2 separate regions of the Mus musculus genome follow, and region 1 is linked to region 2. A link is a loop called in an ENCODE intact Hi-C map of the cell type or tissue named here. Cell type or tissue: heart. All regions are shown on one strand. Links, peaks and the distances in the headings refer to the core of each region. The heading gives the core; the rest is flanking DNA. Region 1 has its middle 78 kb from the start of Gm5464. Region 2 holds the start of Ptk2b (PTK2 protein tyrosine kinase 2 beta).

What was found. Peaks named below come from ENCODE experiments on the same cell type or tissue, not always from the same donor. Only the 100,000 strongest peaks of a DNase experiment are listed, where the experiment ranks them.
Region 1: it touches region 2 in a loop (2.4-fold over the local background); 9 of 42 quality-filtered maps call a loop at or near these places.

The regions. Positions count from the first base shown.
Region 1 is chr14:66,786,948-66,795,283 of GRCm38, forward strand. No RefSeq gene overlaps it. Among named protein-coding and RNA genes, the nearest start is that of Gm5464, 78 kb to the right of the region's middle. In heart, for the core only: CTCF peaks have their summits at 3,924 (motif pointing left) and 5,035 (motif pointing left); DNase peaks (open chromatin) are centred at 5,024 and 5,454; H3K4me3 peaks cover 216 bases.
Region 2 is chr14:66,277,687-66,286,022 of GRCm38, forward strand. It overlaps Ptk2b (PTK2 protein tyrosine kinase 2 beta), which reads right to left and starts at 3,366. Exons shown (of 31, transcript NM_001162366.2): 1 at 3,197-3,366. In heart, for the core only: a CTCF peak has its summit at 5,174 (motif pointing left); DNase peaks (open chromatin) are centred at 1,505 and 3,325; H3K4me3 peaks cover 2,817 bases; H3K27ac peaks cover 1,765 bases; H3K27me3 peaks cover 713 bases.

The DNA.
Region 1 (8,336 bases), core at 314-8,313, 510 kb after region 2:
TGGCTTTGTGGATGTGGTTCCCCAGGCTGCTCTCCACTCACTGCAGGAGAACTGCACGGTCTAAGAGTTTCCATTTTAACCATTTCTAAGCATATGGTTCAGTGGCATTGTGTGCATTCATGAATCCAACCAAATCCACTCTCCATCCCCCAAACAGAAGCTGAGCTGAGGGGCACATGACAACCCCAAGCCAGGGAGCTAATGACATCCATGTTTTCTTATAATTGTCGGGGGGGGCTTTATTATCTTAAGGAGACCTCATCAATATGCCCAAGTTTTAACTCTTTTTTTTTCACTCTTCGTATATGATATAAATCAAATGCTCCTTTAATTGGACATATTTATAACCAGTAACAGGTCCAGGTTCTGACAGTTTTATGGGTGAGTCCATTTAGACTTTCAAATAGACAATTCTTCTGCTCTGTAACTAAACCACTCTGCAGCACAGAGCATATGGACACAAGCCCCAAATGATTTAACAGGCTGCTGTATAGACACAAAACTAACGTTATACATCAGAAGATACTTAGAGCTAGCCCAGGTGTAAACTGCTCAAAATGAAAATCGAAACAAGGTATCAACTTTGTCTTGCAAATAACATTGACTGCAGTGATCTAGTTTGCCTTTCAGTTACTGTAACTAACACTGACCAAAACCAACATGGGAGAGGAAAACACGTATTTGGCTTATAGGTTACACGCATTACATCATCCAGGAAAGCCAAGGAAGGGACATAAACAGAGACTATGGAGGAACACTGCTCACTGGCTTGCTGTTCATGGCTTGCTCTGTTTGCTTTTCCTTTCTTTCCTTATTTATTTATCCACTTAACATCCCAATCACATCCTCGCATCCTCACATCCTCCCTCACATCCTCCCTGCCCAACCTCACACAGTCCCTCTCCCATCCCTCATCCCTTTCTTCCCTGGGTATCACCCCATCCTGGCACATCAAGTCTCTGTAGAACTAGGCACATCTTCTCCCACTGAGGCCAGACAAGGTGTCTCAGTTACGTGACCAAGATCCACAGGCAGGCAACAGATTCAGGGACAGCCCCCTCCCCACTCCAGTTATTAGAGACCCTCAGTTTGCTTTTCTTCTTCAATCCAGGGCCACATTCCCAGGGGTGGCACTGCCCACACGAGCTGAATCCTCCCACGTCAATCATTAATTTAAAATATGTACCCCCAACTTGCTTATAGGCCAAGCTGATAGAGCCAACTCCTCAACTGGGGGTCCCTCTTCCCAGGTTACTACATTTGTGTCAAATTCACACAACCAAACAGCACATACAGTTAGAATTTGTCTCTTTTGTGGGTAAAAATGCTAGATGGTTGGTCCAGTAAAACTTGTTGAAATTAAGTGTCTCTTCTAAAAAAAAACTAACATTTTTATATTTACTAAAATCTTTACATTTATTTTTTACATTTACTTGGTGGCGGACTGCATGACACAGCAAGTATGAAAGTAAGATGACAACTTGTATGAGTTGTTTCTCTCCTTCCACCATATTGATTGTGGGGATCAAACTCAGGCTTGGCAACAAATGACCTTACTCACTGGGACATCTCACTAGTCCAAATTATATTGTCTTCAAATGACAAAGAATGTCTTTGTGAACCCAAGAGCCAATGTTATATCTACTTTGTATTTCTGAAAACATATTCCAAATAGTTTCTTTCTGATTTTTATTAGTAAGATTTTATTAGTAAGGACCATATAAGGTTCAAACTCTTAAAATTTGAATAAATGTGAGATATGATTCATCAAGCAAATGAAATACTGTATGCTCGATCACACATTGTAACACCCCCGTGTTCCCTGCCCATCTGACATATGGGACGATGCTTCCATAAGGTGGCCCGCCAGGAAGCACTTTATTGAAAACTACTTTAGAGAGTGTTGCAGTGATTGACTCCTAACAACGGGAAGAGAAGGGAAATTGCTGCCGGCTCCTTTATGACATTGTCCTAACAGTCCAGACTAAATAGCCCTTACCTAACACCGAGCAAGAGTGGACCTTAGGAGGGTGTGAATTGCTGACAGCTTGACCTGGTATCACTCATACAACATCCCATCCTGCAACACAGACATCTCTTCTCCAGAGTGCTGGGAACACAGTCCAAGATGGACCATCTTTAGGGCCAGAAAACAATGGAGGTTAAGCCATAGAAAGCATGTTATCTAGCCATACAGAAATCAGACTGGAAAGCTCTGTGAACCTTCCCCTCATTGGGAACTAAGAAGCATACGTACTGTAGCCCTGGCATGAAGACGAGTTTCATTTGTAAACCTAAGTTTTATTTGTAAAAATTCTAGTTTTTTGAAAGTTGATACTTCCTCCCCCCACCCCCCGAGACAGGGTTTCCCTGTGTAGTCCTGGCTGTCTTGGAACTCACTTTGTAGACCAGGCTGGCCTCAAACTCGGAAATCTACCTGCCTCTGCCTCCCAAGTGCTGGGATTAAAGGTGTGCGCCACCACCGCCCAGCAAGTTGATACTTCCTAAAAGGCCTTCGAACAAACTGAACTCCAGGTCTGACCAGCTGCAGTGGTAAAGTAACCACAGGTAAAAGAAGAAATCACACCAAGTCTGCACACGCTCTTTCAAAAAAATGGAAAGGAAAATCTGATAACAAGATATCCTATGAACTCAATACTACATTGACACAATCCAAAGACATCACTACTGAACTCTGCGATCTTCATAAATAGATGCAAAAAGTTTAGTGGATTGAACCAAATAATGTAAGAGAAGGCTACTATACCGTGACCAAGATTGGTTTATCCAGCAATGCAAAGTTGGTTTAGCATTTGAAAATCAAATCTGGAGAGTCGCTATGTTAACAACTTAAAAAAAAATCAACTCAATAGATAAAGAAAATGTGTTGGATAAAAGCCAAAGTCTATTACCAATTAAAAAAAAAATCTCAGCAATGAGTGGAGGGAAATCTTCATCTTTGTAAAGCCTGGTGCCCTCTACAAAAGATATAGTGAATCCACACTTGTAAGCATGTAGTCTACAAAAGATGTGAGGGGTTGGAGAGATGACTGGGCAGTTAAGAGCACTGACTGCTCTTCCAAAGGTCCTGAGTTCAAATCCCAGCAACTGCATGGTTATCAGTGCCCTTTTCTGGTGTGTCTGAAGACAGCTATAGTGTACTCATATAAATAAAGTAAAGTAAAAGATAAAAAAGGATACAATGAATCCACACTGTTATGTGTAGTCTACAAAAGCTATAATCAATCTACAGGCTGTAAAACATAGTCTACAAAAGATGCTGGGGATCCACAGAGCCTGGATGCTTTGCGCATAAGCTCAATCCACTTCTGAGCAATGTTCTAGGAAATGTAGTCCATGTGTTAAGGCTGAGACAGCACCAATGCCAAAGAAATAAGTAAAAATGCCTTCATTTGTAGACAACCTGATCATCTACATGCAATTCCAGGAAGGCTTGGGAAAAGGTAATGGAAGATTAGCAGGACTATAAGATCAGTATACAGAAATAATGTATAGAACTGGAGAAATGACTCAGCAGGTAAAGATGACCTGAATTCCACTCCCAGAACCTACATGGTGGAAGGAGAGGACCAGCTTTGAAGGTTGTCCTCTGAAATCCACACGTGCACACACACACACACACACACACACACACACACACCACAAATAAATAAGGGTGTTAAGGAGCTAGCTCAATGATTAAGAACATTTGCTTCAGCAGATCACTGTGAGTTCAAACCCAGTCTGGTCTACAGAGAAAATTTCAGGGCAGCACAGAAAAATCCTGTCTCGTAAGAAGCAAACAAACCAAAAAGAACATTTGATTCTTCTTCAGAGGACCTGGGTTTGGTTCCCAACCTCAAAATTGCAGCTCACAACCGCCTTACCTTCAGTGCAGGGGAACTGACTCCCTCTTCTGGCAGCCACAGGCATTACATGCAGGCAAAAAAAAAAAGATTCATATTTATAAAATAACTCTTCAAAACATAAAATGTAAAAAAAAAAAATTTTAATTAAATAGCACTATGTTGTAAACATTAATCCATAAGATTATGTATACAATGGAACTTATAATAACATTAAAATATGAGATATGGATAAATCTGAAAGGACATTTACTATTAGTGCATTAAAATGTACATGCTCCACTCTCTTAAGACAAAAAACCCTTACCTACCCTCATTTCAAAATCATACTGTTCAAAGAAATGAGACACAGTAATTTACTTAAAAAAAAAAAACAAAAAAAAACCAAAACAAACAAACTTCCTCAGCTAGGTGACCAAGAAAAAAAATTAAATACATTACGAGACAAAAGAGACGGCTCATTGGTTAATCATTTGCCACACAAGCGTGAAGACCCAGTGCAGCTCAAAAGAACCGGAAAAATACTGGGAGGGAAGAGGAGGAAGGAGAGGGGTGGGGAAAAAGAATAAGGAGGGAGAGGGGGAAGAGAGGAGACAGAGGAAGAGAAGGGGGATACTAAGGAGGAAGACTGAGAAAGGAGGAGAGGGAGGGGAGACTGGGAAGGGGAGGGGAAGGGGACGGGGGGGGGGAAGGAGGGGAGAGGAAGGTGGGAGAGAGGGAAGGAAGGAGGGGAGAGAGAATATGTGGCCACAGGACATCACCAGTTCTTAACCATTTTTGCCACTTAACAATTTTTTTAACCATATATTTTTGATCATGTTGTTCCCTTTCTTGGCTCCATCCCAATCCCCCCTTCCCACCTACATTTAAATTCTTAGTAGCATTGCATGCATCCTGTTAAGAGAACAAGTTGAGACTCTGAGCCAAACGGCTTGATGCATTCGATGACTTCTTAGCTGTACAACCCAGTTCTGGATCAAACAAGGTCCCTGAACGCCAGTTTTTTGTTTTGTTTTGTTGGTGGTGGTGGTTTGTTTTGTTTGTTTGTTTGTTTGTTTGATCCCACAGCTAGGAGCTGCTGGCCCCAGAGCAGCGGAAATCTCATGCGCGCTGGCTGTCTTCCTCTCAGGCTCGTGCAATGCCGCCATCTACAGGCAAATGGCACACACTGCACAGCCAAGGGCCATTCGTTCTGAATTCCCTAATCAACACCTCTCACTTCTGTCCACCAGGTCTCTGTGAAAGTGAAATTAAAGGCACCAGGCAAAGGGCTGTTGTTCTCCGGATGACCTTGAGGGCTAAGATGCTCATTCTGGAAACCCGGGAAGTGCCAGTATTTCTGTTTTTCGATAGCACACTGTTTTATAAGGTAAACCCCTGGACACTTAGCACCTGTTAGTGGAAGAAACTGTTAAGTGCTTTCGGGCAAGGAATAAAACGTGTTTCTGTCCTCAAGGATCTGATAGTCACATATAAAATAGAATGAGATCATGTGACTGCTAAACACCCACTAGACCTGGAGAGCAAAGGCTAATGATATCCCCTGGAAACTTCCTATGTCTGGCATGCGTCCTGGAACATTTTATAAGCCAACTCATCTGGACCTCACATGGCCGCCGCCCTTCAGAAGGCAAAGCTGAGAGCTTCCGTGAGCATCCTGCACCCTCAGCTCAGAGCTAGGCTAGCAGTGAGCAAGAACATAGACCGGTTTTTGCTACAAAGCATTGACTCCTCATCAGGTAACCAAATGCGGGGTGCAATCCAGTGTCTGACTCCTCTACTCTCGGGCTACCTGTATAGCTCTGCACATGGATATGTCAATCACTTAAGGACTGTCTGTCTAGCCTCACTTCACCCCCCTTCCAGTCTGAAAACAGGGGTCAGTTATTATCCTAAACGTTCAGTCACCTTGAACCTCTCAGGACAGACTGCTCCTTACAACTTCCCAGAGAACAACCATCAAGTAGAGCAAGCCTGCATCCTGAAATAAACATCTCCTAAGAGCCAGACTGATCCCCCTACGTGATGATAAATATCAGGACTCCTTTCAACCATTCTGAAGAACCTGAACTGGAACAGTGGCCAGGCAGACAATGCATGACGGTGACCATACACACCTCTTGCCCCTTCCCCCAATTCTTCTTCTAAGTTTAAACCTCAAGAACCTTCATGAGAGACTTGGGGCAACGCTGAACTTCTAGATGCGTTCCTCTTCCCACAGTGACCACAGCAATAGATCTCCTAACCTGGCTTCTTCCATTACACATCTCTTTCACTGGCATAGTATAGCGAGTGGCCCACTCTAGCCTCTTGGGTTTGCACATCCATGCACTGCCACAGAGCCCATGCCCATCCACACTGTCTCCGTTAGGGTTTCCATTGTTGTGATTGACACCAGGACCAAGGGAACTCTTATAAAGGACAGCGTTTAATTGGGGCTGGCTTACAGGTTCAGTCCAGTATCATCAAGGCAGGAACATGACAGCATCCAGGCAGGCATGGTGCAGGAGGAACTGAGAGTTCTACATCTTCATCTGAAGGCTGCTTGGGGAAGACTAGAAGCTAGAAGAAGTGTCTCAGAGCCCACCCCTACAGTGACACTTTCTCAAACAAGGCCACACTTACTCCAATAAGGCCATGACTCCTAATAATATCACTCAAACAATGACACACAGTGACTTTAGCAAAAAAAAAAAAAATGTCCAAGGCGGAACCCATGCATTTCAAACTTTGTCATTTACTGGGAACATAAGACTCGAGTTAGAGAAATGGCTCAGCAGTTACTAGTCTTCATTGCCTTTATAGAAAGCCTGGATTCAGCTGCCAGCACCCACATTGAGTGGCTTATAGCCACTTGTAATTTCAATGCTGACATCATCTTCTGACCTCTCTGGGCACCAGCACACATGGAGTGTTTATACATACATGCAGGCACTCACACATACACATAAAATAAAAATATTTTTTAAAAAGCTTTTGGAAGGCTTGACTCTTATTTAGGCTGTTTCCAAACCCATATTTAGAGATCACACTACCTGCCTTTCTTCGCCATGTTGACATTATTAGTACTCATGTAATCATTAGCTACAACTGATGGTAGCAGATACAGAGACCCAAAGCCAAACACTAGGCAAAGCCAAGGGAACTCCACAGAAGGGGAGGGAGGAAGGATTGTAGAAGCCAGAGGGGCCAAGGACACTAGGAGAACACAGTCCACAGAGTCAACTAAGCAGGACTCATAGAGGCTCACAGAGACTGAAGCCACAACCACAGAGCCTGCCTGGATCTGAGCTAGGCCCTCTACATGCATGTATAGTTCGGTGTCCTTGGAGGACTCCTAACAGTGTGAGCAGGGTGCCTCTGACTATTGCCTGGTCTTGGGACCCTTTTCTTTCTATTGGTTTATCTTGCCCAGTCTTGACATGAGGGTTTGTGTCTGGTCTTATTGTAACTTGTTACACCATGTTTGGTTGATATCCCTAGGAGGAGGCTTGCTCTTTCTTTTTTTAAAGAAACAGAGGAGGGGGGGTGGATCTGGGGGTGGGGAAAGTCAGGGGAGGCTGGGAGGAGAGGAGGGAGGGGAAATTTTGGTCGGGATGTAGTATATAGGAGAAAATGATCATTAGCCACTAAGACAAATGGAGGAATAGAGGACGGTATTGCAAGCAGATACTCTGGGGTTGAAATCCACAGAGATGTGTAACTGGCTCCAGGGTCTCAGAGCTCTCAGTCTACCACAAGGAATAACTCACCTCACTGGTCAGCAGGCGATAACACCCATATCTCACCCTTCATCTTTCTCTCAGGTGTGATTCCATCAGTTGAGACTTTTCTTGTTTTTCTCCTGAAGTCTCTAAACCAAGCCTCTCCCCTCTCCTCTAAATTCAAGGCATTGTCTTCATCCTGCCAAGCTCTTGAGCTAGCAAATGACATTGAACGTGACCTTTGCTCATCATTTAAGATGGATCTCTCTATTTGTTAAAGCAAAACACCTACAAAATAGGAAGAGGATACATATATCATCTCCTGGTTGGGCCACTTCTCAAGGCATGAGCCAAAGCATTAAGTTGCCAAAAGATACCTTTTACCTAGGCAGAAGATAGTGTGTTGTTTCTTTGTGATAAAATAACCTGGCAAAAGCAACTGAGAAAACGTGGATACATTTAGACTAACTGCAATTTAGAAAAAGTGGACTCACGCTAAGAGTTCCCTTCACTAGTTTTGTTCTACCCTATCTCTGATATTTAGTGATGGCTATCAACCACACAGAATCTAGAATTATCCTGCCGATTGTGCCCTCTGGCCATGCCTACAAAGAATTATCTTTATCATGTTATATGATCTAGGAAGACCCAGGCTAAAAGTAGGCAGCACCAATCCACATTTTCTGGCATGGTGACTGTCCCTAGCAGTTGTTGTACAAAGGTGGTGGTATCGGAAGGAGACTTTATTAGTGATGTTTCTGTACGA
Region 2 (8,336 bases), core at 292-8,291:
ATGCTTCTTTTCCTTGAAAACCTGGTGGGCCTTTGTAGCCACACTTGCCTTTTCTGTGAGATCTAGCACAGCCCTGGGCATGTAAATATAAACAACATATCATTTGAATGTTTCATTGGCAGAATATATCTATTTCTATCGGATAAATGGCACCCTTAAGGGACTGGGGACAAAATGGGCTGGGCTGGGGAGGCAGAGATTCATCACTGAAGAAAAGGACCGTTTAATACAACCCATTAGTACACAAGGGAATCTCTCTCTCTCTCCCTCCCTCCCTTCCTCCCTCCCTCCATCTCCCTCCCCCCTCTCCCTCCCCCTTCCCCTCTCTTCTCCCTTTCTCTCTCTCTCTCCCCTTTTAGGAGGTCTCCTTAGGAATGTTCTCATTAAAGCCAGAACCTGTTTCACTGGGTGCCCTTCCTTCTTCTTGCCCCAGCTTGAGTTTTCTAATAAGGAAGTTATTATAAAACAAACGATAATGAAAACCTAATTTTATGGTGCATTTTTGGGTGTTTTGAGCACATTTTCTTTTCATCCATCCATATTTCTCTCCAGTTAATTAAGGTTTGAGCCAGTCCTCTCTCCCCACCTGCTGCCCTCCAGGAAGAGAGCCCTTTGTCTCTTCTGTCTTTGAAGCAGGGTCCTGGATGGGCAAGGAACCCTGAGGAAATAACTTTGTCTCACTCTCCCTCCCGCCTCTGTTGAGAGACAAACTTTTCTCACTAGAAACAGGAACCAAGCCAATGCAGGTTCCCTGCGGTCTCCAGACACTCTATAAATTCGAACAGGAGAAGATGGCACCCCAGGCACTTTGTGGATGCTCTTTCCGTCACTGTGAATGTGTCGTTTCAAGTTAATATACATAGCACTCAAGTGGGGCTTTCATACATTATCAAGGCTCCTACCCTAAACCTCGACAAATAGGCTCTGAGGCTCAGCGAATCCAACAGTTTCCCCATAGGTCTGAATCTAGGACCATTGGTCCAGTGTCTTTCCAAGTTACTACCAAGTGGACTAAGCTGCTTTCACGGTCCCTAGACCCTCCCTCGGCTGTGCAGATGTGTAAGCTGTCTGGGGTGCTGCTTTTCTTCTCTCAATAGCAATATCATGACCAGTCCTAGAATGAGCCTCCAACTGGACCTGTCAGGATTTGTCACAAAATAAATATGCCCTGAGCCTGCTCTTGAGGTGCTGGGTTAGTTCGCAGTCTAGACGGAAGAACATCAGCCTCCGCGTCCCAGACAGACTCAGGACATCCAGTAAAGCTTCAGATAAACTGTGAGTAACGCCGGAGTATTAGGTATATCCCAAATACTGCATGAGACATACTTAACGCTGAGAACCAAGTCTTCAACACATTTGTACATTTAAAATTCAAATCTGAATGCCCCATGTTTTCATTTGCTAAATCTGGCACCTCCATCCCGGAGTGGAGGCACCCTGGGAAGTTTCAAGCAGCCTGAGGTTCCAAGCTTTGCTCCTAGAGGAGTTGCCATGGCAGCCTGAGCACGCCTTCCTAGGCTGGGGAGCATCCTCTATTTAAGGTTGCAGCTCCTCCTGGCCCCTGAACTCTAGGCTCCTAACAAGATGGGCTTCTTGGCTACTTTCGGTTTCCCCGGTATCTCTTGCCGCTCTTAGCCCTTGGATTTGTACTTCTCAGGCTCTGACCTGCTTTCTTCTCCTCGGTTAGTTAATCCCTATTGATCTTCAGTTCTCTTAGTTGCTTCTGCCACAGATTCAGGACCTGTCCCTGCCCAGCCCTGCCCACCCTCTGGCACTGTAATTGGTGGAACTTCATTTCTTCTCACGACAGTCCCGCCCATCCTAGCTCCGCCCTAGCTGGGCAGCTGGAGCTACAGGCTCCTCCGTCTCCCCTCACCTGACAGGAGTACCTGGGTTCAGGAAGGATGCTAGTAAGTGAAAGAAAGAAGGCAGACTGTCCTGCCAAAGTTAGGTCTTTCTTATGAATGTGACTTCTTCCTTCCTTCCTAGGGTCGTGAGTCACTTTTCCCCCACCCCCTGCTCTGCATTTCTTGCGCCCCCGCCCCCACCCGGTAGCTACTGTGAACCGCAAGAGTTTGTTGACCTGAGCACACTGCGGCTGCCTGGTACCCCTACCCTTTCCAAACCATGCATTGTCTCAGCGGGCTCCAGACTGGTACAAGATCTGCTAAGGTTCTTCTCCCTCCTGCTTTCCAATTCTCCCGGGCTAATGCCCCCCCCCCACACACACACACCCAACCCTCAGGTCCCAGCTTGGTTTCTTCAAGGAGCACAGCGGAATCGGAATCTTGCTTCCAGTATAGGGGTGATGGGAGATATTGGTGTCATCTGGCTGAGGGTGAGGGCAGGTGGCAGGACTTGGTGGGCCTCAGAACGTCACCCATATGCTCGCTGTTCACCCACCCAAAGCTTTGCCCACGCACAGCCTGGCAGCAGGAACAGCAGCCCAGAACTTAACCCTCAAGGGGCATGGGGAAAGCAGCTTCAAAATGAGCCAGTGCGGCTGGTGTGAACTTTGGAACTTCAGCACGAACACACACGCACACACACACACACACACACACACACACACACACACACACTACACACACTACACACACTATGGTATGGTTCCTCTTGGAGAACCCCGTTTGTCTTAAAGCTCCAGCTTCAGGGAAAAAAAACAACAAACAAACAAAAACAAAACGTCCCAGAGGCTGGGGATAGGGGTGGTGCAGGGGTGGGAAGATAGGCCACATGGGTGCCGAAGGGCACTGTGGAGAAGAGCGCGCCGTGCCTGGGCAGAGGTCTGAGCTAGAGCTGAAGTTGGGTTCTGAAGCCCTCGGTTGGGTTCGGAGTTCCCAAATCCAACCTTTAGAGACAAGCATTGTTGCTGAGCCGATTTCAATCGTGCCCCTAGTCGCCCCTCTCTGAATAAGATAACAGGACAAAAAGGGAGAAACACCCTTTAGTCTTAAAAAGAACTCCAAAAATAGATGCCTTCTCTAGCGCCCTCCCTAACCCCCTAGCTCAGGGCGGCAAGCTCAGGGAAAGCACCTGCTCCGCGCCTCCGACTTTCTGGGTCCTTGGCTACCTTTCCAGGAATTCTCAAGCTTCCCGAAGGACTGGAACTGTAGACCCTCTCCAGCTTTCCACTTAAGTCGAGCGATCGAAGTGTCCCTGACCCCGGCGCTGGGTAGGAACACGCAGGACTTACCCTCGGGCGAGGCGCGGACTCGGGCCAGGGCTCCGGGCTGGGCCAGGTGAGCGCAGCCGCCGCAGGTAGGACGCGCGGCTCTGCCTGCAGAGGCTGAGTAAGAGGCTGACAGGTTGTTTTTCCCCCTCCTCCTCTCGGTCGTTAACCACACCCCTGCTGCTCTCCTCTCCACTTCCTTAAAGGGTGGGGTGTGCTGTCTGTGTGTGCAGGCTCCAACCTCTTACCATAAACTCTGAAATAGATGCCGCCTGCAATTCCTGGAGCTGCCCGGCTGACCCGGGGGCCAGAGCCCATTGCCTTAGGGCCCCAATTGGGGTCCTCAGGTGCTCCGGACCTCTTGCAGTTGGTTGACCTCCAACTCCTACCACACCTGGCTTCTTCCAGGCACCCTTCTCTGCAGCCTTTAGTCACCAGACCTGACCCATGTTCTCAGCAGTGGCCCCCATGGCTCCACACCTTGAAATGGCCCTCACCCTAGGTCAGATAAATATTAGGGATGCCCGATATGACTGGTACAGGATTGGAAACACCTAGGACTGGGTTTCTGAGCCCAGACCCTGGAGGACCAGAACACAGTCCCAAAACAGTCGGGGAAGGGGTTGGGAATGTAGCTCAGACGGTAGAATGTGTGTCTAGCCTGGATTCCATTCCCAGAACCAAAGGCATAATACTGAGTGTAGGTGGTGGATATCTGTAATTCCAACGCTCTGGAGGTCTATCCTTGGCTATGAGGTGAGTTCAAGATGAGGCTAGGCTGAAAGAGATCATGTCTCAAAAACAAAACAAAACAAAACAAAACAAACAAACAAACAAACAAACAAAAAAACCCCAAACCCCAAAACCCAACCCCAACCCAGCATTAATAACAACAAAACCAGAAAAGACTAGAGAAGCCTTACAATGATTTTCTTCTGTGGCCCTCTCCCTGCATCAGTTTGTATCCGTGACCCTCCGAAGAGGCTGGCCATCTCTTTACTGCATCAGTAAGGCAGTGGTACTTGAGGCAGATCTAAAGTACTAAGTTGCGACATCATTTACTTCTCTAGCCCGAGAAAGATTCTGACTTTCTCCTAAGTGGAGGTCAGTGAGCTGGACTTAGCAGGAGACCCTGCCCCAGACATCTTTATCCTGTGCCCTTTGGGGTTTGGGGTTTAGTCACAGTTCTGTCTCTGATAGTAGCAGTCCTGAGACTGCAACATCAAGCTGCCCAACTCCCTGTGAAAGCCACAGTTTTCATGATGACACTTCTTCACCCTACCCCACCTCCAAGTTCAACAGACCTGCTGCCCCAGGAGACCATCAGAAGCTACCAACACTCATCTTTCAGAGTGGTGGTGATGGCTTCTCAAGAGAAAGCAGACTTAATTAATTAAGAACTCAGGAGGCAGAGGCAAGTAGAATTCTGAGTTCAAGACCAGCATGATCTACTGAGTGAGTTACGGGACAGCCAGGCTACAGAGAAAAACCCTGTCCCGAAAAACCAATAGCAATAATCATAAAATCAATTAAAGCTATAAAGTTCATATGTCTTAAGATGTAACAAAATGTAGATTTTAGCTGTATCCTCCATGTCTACTAAAAACCCTATCTAAAGCTAGCGTCACCCACCCTCAAATGCCTCAACACCACAATATACCCTGCCATCTGCTGGGCCAGCAGGACCCTCTCTACCATCCTGAAGGGCCCCATTTATCAACTATCTGCACTCAAAGACAAGTGGAGGGGTAGAGTTGGGGGAGCAGTGAAGACTGTGAACAGCGTATGGGGTACATGACCACAGGACAAAAAAAACTACCAGAGGGTGTGAGCAGTGGGGTGGCGTAAGGTGTTGGCAGGGGGTGGCTTTCTGAATCCTTGCACTTGGGAAAGAGTGGGTAAAGCGTCTTGTGGTGTAAAGCGAGATCTACCTGAGGGAATGGCAGCTGGCTGACTGTTGAAGACTAGCTGGGTTTGTGTGTGCTGCCCTCATGTGGGCACACATATGAACTACAGCCATATCTCTGCTCTAGTAAGGTCTTCTGTTCTGTGTGCACACACGTTGTATTCTTTACCTGGCATATTATTTCCTTCAAACTTCTCTGAGCACTTTTTTTGGTCACTTCTTAAAAAAACGAGCATATTTCATTATAACAGGTACTCTGCTGCTAACTCACTACCCAGTGTCTTGCCTGTTGGGCTGGTGTTCACTCTCCTCCAGGGTTCTCACCCCTCCTACGCTGCCACCCTTTAGTACAGTTCCTCGTGTTGTGGTGACCCCCCCCCCCCCGCCCCGACCATAAAATAACCTTTGTTGCTATTTCATAGCTGTAATTTTGCTTCTGTTAAGAATCACAATGCACATATCTGTGTTTTCTGTTGATCTTAGGTGACCCTTGTGAAAGGGCCATTTGAGTCTCAAAGAGGGTCACAACCCACAGGTTGAGAACTGCTGCCCTAGACAGTCTCACTATTTCCTCTGGCTAAATAGGAAGAATAAGCAGCCAGCACCACCAAGGTCAATTTATATAATTATTAAAATCTATATTCTGCATATAAAAGAAAGCGTTTGATATTTTTCTGAGTCTGGCTTATTTTGCTTATCACAGTGATGTCCAGTTTCATTTATTTTTCAGAAAAAAAATGACATAATTGTTTGTTCTTCTCTGTGTCTGAATAAAACTCGTGTGTGTCTGTGTACCACATTGTCTTCTCTCACTCATCTGTTGGTGGACATCCATGTGGACTCTATACCTTGGCTTCTGTGCATATAGATCCAGCAAACATGGACATCAAGAGTCTCTGTGGTGTCTAACTTGTATTCTTTCAACTCTTTCCTCAGGATTTATGGCTGAATGACACAGACGTTTTCTGTTAACCAGCTAGCCTTAGCTGGTGAGATGGAATCTGAAAGTAGTTTTGTTTGTTTTGTTTTGGTTTTTTGGTTTTTTGTTTTGTGTTTGTTTTTCGAGACAGGGTTTCTCTGTATAGCCCTGGCTGTCCTAGAACTCACTCTGTAGACCAGGCTGGCCTCGAACTCAGAAATCTGCCTGCCTCTGCCTCCCGAGTGCTGGGATTAAAAGCATTCGCCACCACGCCCGGCTCTGAAAGTAGTTTTAATTGGCATCTCCCTGATGGGTAAGGATGTTGAACACCTTTTCAAGTACTTATTGATGGTTTTGTACTTCTTCTTTTGAGAACTGTTTATTTGTCCATCTATTGATCAGACAATTTAGTTTTGTGATGTTTTTGTAGTTCTTTATGTAGCTTGGATACTAATCCTCTCTGTCAGGTATGTAGCTGGCAGAGCCCTCCCCCACCTCACCCCTCCCTGCCCCACCCCATCCCACTCCCATTCTGTAGGATGTCTCTTCACTTCAGTGATTGTTTCCTTTGTTGTGCAGATGCTTCTTTTTTTTAAAATTTTTTATTAGGTATTTAGCTCATTTACATTTCCAATGCTATACCAAAAGTCCCCCATACCCACCCACCCCCACTCCCCTACCCACCCACTCCCCCTTTTTGGCCCTGGCGTTCCCCTGTACTGGGGCATATAAAGTTTGCGTGTCCAATGGGCCTCTCTTTCCAGTGATGGCCGACTAGGCCATCTTTTGATACATAGTGCAGATGCTTCTTAAGGTCATGTATTCCCATTTGTCAATTCTTGAGATTGACAGATGTCATAAGAACGTGGGAGCTTGTGTTCTTAGGGTCTAATTTAATTTAATATAATTTAAACTTATCCACATCTAGCTTACGAATGAATGAGACTCAGACTGTGGTTATTTTATTTGGCTTTGACAATTACTGGGGGTCACCACTTATCTACTTTTCTAATGGCTGGCCTGGCTTCTTCCCAGAGGTTTGCCCCAGATTCTTGTTATTACTCATGGCCAGGTGCTCACGGTCCATCTTCTTTCGTGGTGGCCTCCTTCCCATTCCCTTGTCCCTCTTCCTCTCTCACCCAACCAGCTAACTTAAAACCTACCTACCTCTAATCCTCCAGCAATGGGTTGTAGACATTTTTATTTAACCAATAGTTTTAAGTTAAGGAGCAAGTTTTGCACAGAAAAAGTTGGTAACTGTGGCTGGCAGCTAGACCTTCATTCAGGTAAGGAATTTAGCATTACAATACACAGCCAACAGACCAAACCTCAGCAGGTCCTGCTTCTACAGTCCTTGCTGGGACTGTGTCCTGAAGTGCTTTGCCTGTGCTTTTCTCTAGCACTTTCAAAGTTTCAGGTCTTAAGTTAAGGCCTTTGGTCAGTTTGAATTGCTTTTGTGTAGAGATAAGGATCTGGTTTCATTGTACCTGTGGAAATTCTGGTTTCCCAGCTCCCCTTCAGGGCCTTGCTGGTTCTCTGATGTGTTTTTGACAGTTCTATCAGAATTTAGCTGGCTGTACCCGTGCTTATTTCTAAGTCCTCCATCCTATCTATCCCATTGGCCTATGTGTCAGTTTGGGGCTAGTACTGTGGTTTTTATGACTACTGCTCTGTAATACCATTTGAGATCAGGTATTAACTCTGCCAGCCAGAGAAAGTCATGCTTGCAGAGAAAAATCACTCACTTTGAAAAGAGGCTCAAATCTTTATTCCTGAGAGGAAGGAAAAAGGAGAATCCTTTCCCATTGTCGTTCTTAGTTCTTATACTTTCTCAGGACAAATGACCACATGGTATGCCAAGTATCTTCATGTTGAAAAGTTCATCATAAATCAATAAGGAGATACAGAAGAAATGTTTCCATGTATTTCCATGTTCCTAACTAAACATTCATTATCCATATTCTAGCTCTATAAGTTCATTGAAAGTTTAAAAGCAATAATTTGATGTTAAATAAAAGTCAGCATGGTTTTGTCAAAAGGCAAATCATCTACCTTGTGTCTCATTAGTTTTGAAGTTTTGTATTGATAGTTCCAGCCAATATGTTATTTTCTGTCCTTACACCTACAATGAATTGCTTATGACCTTGTGTTATCAGATAATGGCTTCACAGCTAGCCTAGAAGGAATGTTTTCCTGATCGTAAATTTGTTCCAAGCCAGCTTTCTATATCCTAGTGCAATTAGTTCATGACACATGAAGATTTACAGAACTCTAATTGCAGCTTTCATACTATAGAGGGCTCAAAACTACGTGTATAAATTTAGGAGTTCTATAGAATC